Regions from separate parts of the Homo sapiens genome. Here region 2 is linked to region 1. A link is an interaction called in ENCODE POLR2A ChIA-PET data of the cell type or tissue named here. Cell type or tissue: K562. All regions are shown on one strand. Each heading gives the region's core, and the rest is flanking DNA. Links, peaks and the distances in the headings are about the cores only.

What was found. ChIA-PET counts read pairs that join two places held together with the same protein. Peaks named below come from ENCODE experiments on the same cell type or tissue, not always from the same donor. Only the 100,000 strongest peaks of a DNase experiment are listed, where the experiment ranks them.
Region 2: POLR2A ChIA-PET joins it to region 1 with 5 read pairs; 2 of 35 experiments call an interaction of 5 or more read pairs at or near these places.

Annotation. Positions count from the first base shown.
Region 1 is chr1:15,443,241-15,446,150 of GRCh38, forward strand. It overlaps CTRC (chymotrypsin C), which reads left to right. Exons shown (of 8, transcript NM_007272.3): 5 at 179-315; 6 at 1,366-1,511; 7 at 2,357-2,509. Among named protein-coding and RNA genes, the nearest start is that of CTRC, 6.3 kb to the left of the region's middle. In K562, for the core only: no CTCF peak of the experiment used is centred there; a DNase peak (open chromatin) is centred at 1,401.
Region 2 is chr1:15,690,755-15,693,664 of GRCh38, forward strand. All of the region lies in intron 1 of PLEKHM2 (pleckstrin homology and RUN domain containing M2), which reads left to right. Among named protein-coding and RNA genes, the nearest start is that of PLEKHM2, 7.9 kb to the left of the region's middle. In K562, for the core only: no CTCF peak of the experiment used is centred there; a DNase peak (open chromatin) is centred at 1,757.

The DNA.
Region 1 (2,910 bases), core at 208-2,707:
TGGTGAATCGTTTGTCCTGATATTCCCAAAGGCCAAGAAGAAGCTGGCAGTCAGGATGTTTGTGAAGGACCCCTGAGCACCCTGGGCCTGACTCCCAACTCACAGCCCGAGCCCCTTAGCCTGAGCTTGTGGGGCCAGGGCCCTCCTGCCCACTCACCCTCTCCACTTTGGATTCCAGCAATGATATTGCCCTCATCAAGCTTGCAGAGCATGTGGAGCTGAGTGACACCATCCAGGTGGCCTGCCTGCCAGAGAAGGACTCCCTGCTCCCCAAGGACTACCCCTGCTATGTCACCGGCTGGGGCCGCCTCTGGAGTGAGTATCGTCCCTGGCAAATCCTGAGAGCCTTCCTGAAGGAAGCAGGACGTCACCCACATTTGTCCACCACTTTGCCTTTTTGCCTTCACATTTTCATGTCTTTGTAAACTTTGTAACAATAACAGCTAATATTTACTAAGCACATACCATGTGACAGACACTCTAGCAAGGGTCTCTGAGAGATGTGGTAAAGTTTAGACGAATTAGAATTTGTCAAGTGCTCAGAACAGCACTTGGCACATAGTAAGTGTCACATAAATAAACTAAAATAAACCATTAGGGGTAGGGGATGACATCTGTGGTATACCGTATGCCCAAATAGGTCCCAGCTGAATTAAAAGTTAAATGCAAATCATGAAACTATGGGAGACTTAGAAAATGCAGATCACTATTTAGAAAATCCTGGGGGAGAAGTCAGCTGTGGCGGCTCACACCTGTAATCCCGACATTTTAGGAAGCTGAGGAGGAAAGATCACTTGAGGCCAGGAGTTCAAGACCAGCCTGGGCAACATAGTGAGACCCTGCCTCTACAAAAAAAAAATTTTTAAATAGCAGTGTATGGTGGTGTGTACCTGTAGTCCCAAACTACTCAGGAGGCTGAGGTGAGAGGATCATTTGAGCCCAGGGGTTTGAGGCTGCAGTGAGCTATGATCTTGCCACTGCTGTCCAGCCTGAGCAACAGAGTGAGACCTTGTATGTATCAAAAAAAAAAAGAAAGAGAAATAGAAAATCTTGGGGGTGAGAAAGGCTTTTTAATGGGTGACAGCAAAGACAGAGACCCACAGGAAATTATTGACAATTAAATCCCCAGAATCCAACTTAAAGACAACTCAACTCAACACTGTAGCTTCCTTCTGCCGGCAGCCTGCTCCTGACCCTCTGGGACCTTGGCTTGCCTCTTGATGAAGGGCAGGTGTGTGGTCCGCACACTGTCTCAGCCGGCGCTCCCCTGGGTCCTGTCCCAGGCATCTGCTCCCTGAAGGCCTGGGGAGGGGCTGGACTGGGCTTCCCGGCTGCCTCCCTGGTCACTGCTCACTCTCTCCCCAGCCAACGGCCCCATTGCTGATAAGCTGCAGCAGGGCCTGCAGCCCGTGGTGGATCACGCCACGTGCTCCAGGATTGACTGGTGGGGCTTCAGGGTGAAGAAAACCATGGTGTGCGCTGGGGGCGATGGCGTCATCTCAGCCTGCAATGTGAGTGGCTAGGTTCTGCACCTTGTCCCTACTCCAAGTGGCCAAGTGGATGTGGGCAAAGGGGGGTGCGATGGACCAAACCCTTCTCCTGGGAGGAGACTGAGCGAGCCCTGGCTGGGCCCAGCAGGCTCAGGGTAAGCCCATCACCCCCCATCACTGTGGTGAGAGCATGAGCATTGAGCACGAGTATCTGAGTTCAAGCCCCAGTCCCACCATTTATGAGCTACGTAAACTTGGGAGGGCCGTTGAACCTCTGACCTCAGTTTTTCCATCTGTAAAATGGAGTTACAGTAACCACTTCACAGGGTTAGGACTAAATGAGTTTAAAGGACAGAGAAGAGGCTTCACTGAAGTCTCTACACATGTTCCTCCATGCATTTGCTCCACCAGTCCAGGGAGACCAGAACCATAAAACATCTAAGACAATCAGGGAATGTCCTGTTTTCAAACACACAACCCTCTCCCCATTCTCACCCTCCTTCCTCACCTTCCCAGGCCTCTAGCACAGCTGCCTGCATCCTCACTGCTCTGAGTAGCTCACAGAGTCTTAGATAAGGAGACCTGAACAGCTAGGGAAACTGAGGCACGGAGAGGATTAACATCATCCCAAGATCACACAGCAAACCAAGAGCTAGTCTGACACCCCAGGGCCTCCCAGAATAAGGCCAAGGCAGCCGCAAACCACATTTCCTCTGCCTCCCTCACCATGGGCAGGCTGAGGCCAAATCTGTCCACTAACTAAGGCTGAGAAGCCAACCCACATCCCCCACCCCAACCCAGTCCTGCTTCCCAAGACTTCCTCTGGGGGGGGGCCTGGTGGCTTATGCCCTCCCGGTCTGGTGCAGGGGGACTCCGGTGGCCCACTGAACTGCCAGTTGGAGAACGGTTCCTGGGAGGTGTTTGGCATCGTCAGCTTTGGCTCCCGGCGGGGCTGCAACACCCGCAAGAAGCCGGTAGTCTACACCCGGGTGTCCGCCTACATCGACTGGATCAACGAGGTGGGTGCTGCCTCCACAGCTGTCCCTGCACCTGTCAGCCCCTCCCCCTCACTCACCCATCCCCTCACTCATTCACTCATTCATGCGTTTATTCATTCATTCATTTATTCACTCATTCATGCATTTATTCACTCATTCATGCATTCATTCATTTATTCACTTATTCAGTCACTCATTCATGTATTTATTCATTTATTCATTCACTCATGCATTCATTCATTCATTTATTCACTTATTCATTCACTCATTCATGTATTCATTCATTCATGCATTTATTTACTCATTCATCCATTTATTCACTCATTCATTTGCTCATTCAGTGATTCATTCATGCACTTCTTCACACATTCACTCTCTCATTCAAGTAATATTGGTTGAGTGCTTCCAGTAGCAGGCCTTGA
Region 2 (2,910 bases), core at 289-2,788, 250 kb after region 1:
TATTCAAAACTATTTAGTGAGCACCTTCCCTAGAACCTCACCATCATAGGCCCTAGGAAGGTTCATATGAACAGGCAGATGAGTATCTGCCCTCATGGAGCTGACATTCTAGAAGAAAAAGAAGGTGATAAATTCGTAGACAAATACAGAGATGATTTCAGATCATGGTAAGCATTATGAAGGCATTAAAGCAATGTGATAAAGAATTGGCAGGGAGGTTTGCTTTGGAGACGATCAGGGAAGATTCCCTAAGGCAATGACATTGCATCCTGCAAGGGACACTGAGTAGGATAAGAGAATGAAAAATGATTCTTTTTGTGTGTGTGTTTGTTTGAGACAGGGTTTCACTCTGTGGCCCAGGCTGGAGTACAGTGGCACCATCATGGCTCACTGTAGCCTTCAACTCCTGGGATCAAGCGATTCTCCCGCCTCAGCCACCTGAGTAGCTGGAACTACAGACATATGCCACCACGTCCAGCTAATTTTTAATTTTTTAGTGTGGAGACAAGGTCTCACTATGTTGCCCAGGTTGGTCTCGAACTCCTGAGCTCAGGTGATCCTCCCACCTCGGCCTGCATAAGTGCTAAGATTACAGGCATGAGCCACTGCACTTGGCCGTAAAATTATTCTAAGAAAATAGTTGTTTTTAAAAACACACAAATAGCTCAGAAGTACATAAAATGAAAAGTAATTGCCCCTGTTCTCCTACCCTTTAAAAGGGATAAATGAATTGTAATAGGGTAACCATCTCTCAGTTCCTGGGTCCTGACAACCTTCTCTCGCCTCAGTCTCCCACCCACTTCGGTTTGGGCAGACAGTGCCTCACCGGCGTCGGCTCTGAGTGAAGTTCTATTTCTGGCCAGGCACACTGCCTTGAGCAGGAGTCTCCCAGTCCCTAGTCGGGATCGGGATTTACTGGCGCTGGTGAATGAGCCACAGCTGTTGTTCAGCCCAGCCTGTCTGTGCAGTTGAAAAGGCTGCCTTGCATGGTGAACTTTTTCTCATTTTTCTACTCCTGAGATAGGTTAGATCTGCAAGTACAAAAAAATTAGCTGGGGGCGGGGAGGCGAGGCAGTGGGCATAGTGGCTCACAACTATAATCCCAGCACTTTGCGGGGCTGAGGTGGGAGGATCACTTGAGTCCAGGAATTCAAGACCAGCCTGTGCAACATAATGAGACCCTGTGTCTTCAAAAATAAAAATAAAAAATTAGGTGGACATGGTGGCACATGCCTATAGTCCCAGCTACTCAGGAGGCTGAGGCAGGAGGGTCACTTGAGCCCAGAAGTTCGAGGCTGCAGTGAGCCAGGATCATGCCATTACACTCCAGCCTGGGTGACAGAGTGAGACCCTGTCTCGGCGGGGGAAAAAAAAAATTAGCTGGGGTAGCTCATTCCTGGAGAGGGACTGGTAGGTAGGTAGATGTAAAAATTGTATTGACTATTTGGTTTAGATCAATAGTTTTGTTCTCTGTGGCTTTACAGAAAAACTCATAAGAGTTTTAAATGTTCTCAAAATCCCTAAGGACCTGAGTCACCAGGACAAAGATTTACATAAAATAGTATCTACACACACGTTACAAACTGAAGTGTTAAGGGTCAGTGTGCCTTCTGCCTGCTCCTCTTCCTCCTTTTCCTAAATTCTCAGTAGCTATTTCCCTTCTTTCCTCTCTCCCAGAGTAAAGGCTGTCTGGTGAGGGCGGGGAGGGACCTGAAGGTCCCTAACCCGGAAACCATGTCGTGCACAGAGGGATCCTGACCCCATGAGTAACTCCACCCAGGCTCAGGAGGAGATACTAGTGGAGAAGTGATAACTGCTTTTTCTGAGCCCTGCCCATTCACTTTTTTCGTTTTTTGGTTTTTTTGTAGAGACTGAGTCTCCCTGTGTTGCTAAGGCTGGTCTTGAACTCCTGGCCTCAAGCCTTCCTCTCACTCCAGCCTCCCAAAGTGTGGGGTTACAGGTGCAAGCCACTGTGTCCATGCCCCATTCACTTTTTCTTTTTTTAATGGAGTTTTGCTCTTGTTACTCAGGCTGGAGCACGGTGGCACGATCTCGGCTCACTGCAACCTCCTTCTCCCTGGTTCAAGTGATTCTCCTGCCTCAGCCTCCCAAGTAGCTGGGATTATAGGCATGCACCACCATGCCCAGATAATTTTGTATTTTTAGTAGAGATGGGGTTTCACCATGTTGGTCAGGCTGGTCTTGAACTCCTGACCTCAAGTGATCCACCTGCCTTGGCCTCCCAAAGTGCTGGGATTATAGGCGCGAGCCACCGTGCCTAGCCACACTTTTTTTTTTTTTTTTGAGACAAAGTCTCTCTCCGTTGCCCAGGCTGTAGGGCAGTGGCGCAATCTCGGCTCACTGCAACCTCCACCTCCTGGGTTCAAGAGATTCTCCTGCCTCAGCCTCCTGAGTAGCTAGGATTACAGGTGCCCACCACCACACCTGGCTAATTTGTGTATTTTTAGTAGGGATGGGGTTTCACCATGTTGGTCAGGCTGGTCTTGAACTCCTGGTCTCAAGTGATCCGCCCGCCTTGGCCTCCCAAAGTGCTGGGATTACAGGCATGAGCCATCTCACCCGGACCCATGCCCGTTCACTTTTAAGATATGGTTCTCCTTTTACGAAATGCTTCTCTGACGTCAGGTTTCTGTTGGAAACCTTGTGACACTGTGTGGTCCTTTCCATCCCATCACAGAACAACCTGGGCTCGCTCTCTCCATGGTTTGGCCATGGCTTAGGCCTATCCAGATTGAAAGGCCCTGTGTGATGATTTGAGGCCAGGCAGAAACTCACTGGGGTTTAACAGAAACAGGTCACCATCTGGCAGCAACAGGCTGTTCAGACGGGGCTGACTGTCTGTGGTCATTCTGCCATTATGGCTAACACTCCGGAGCTTCAGATGGAGCA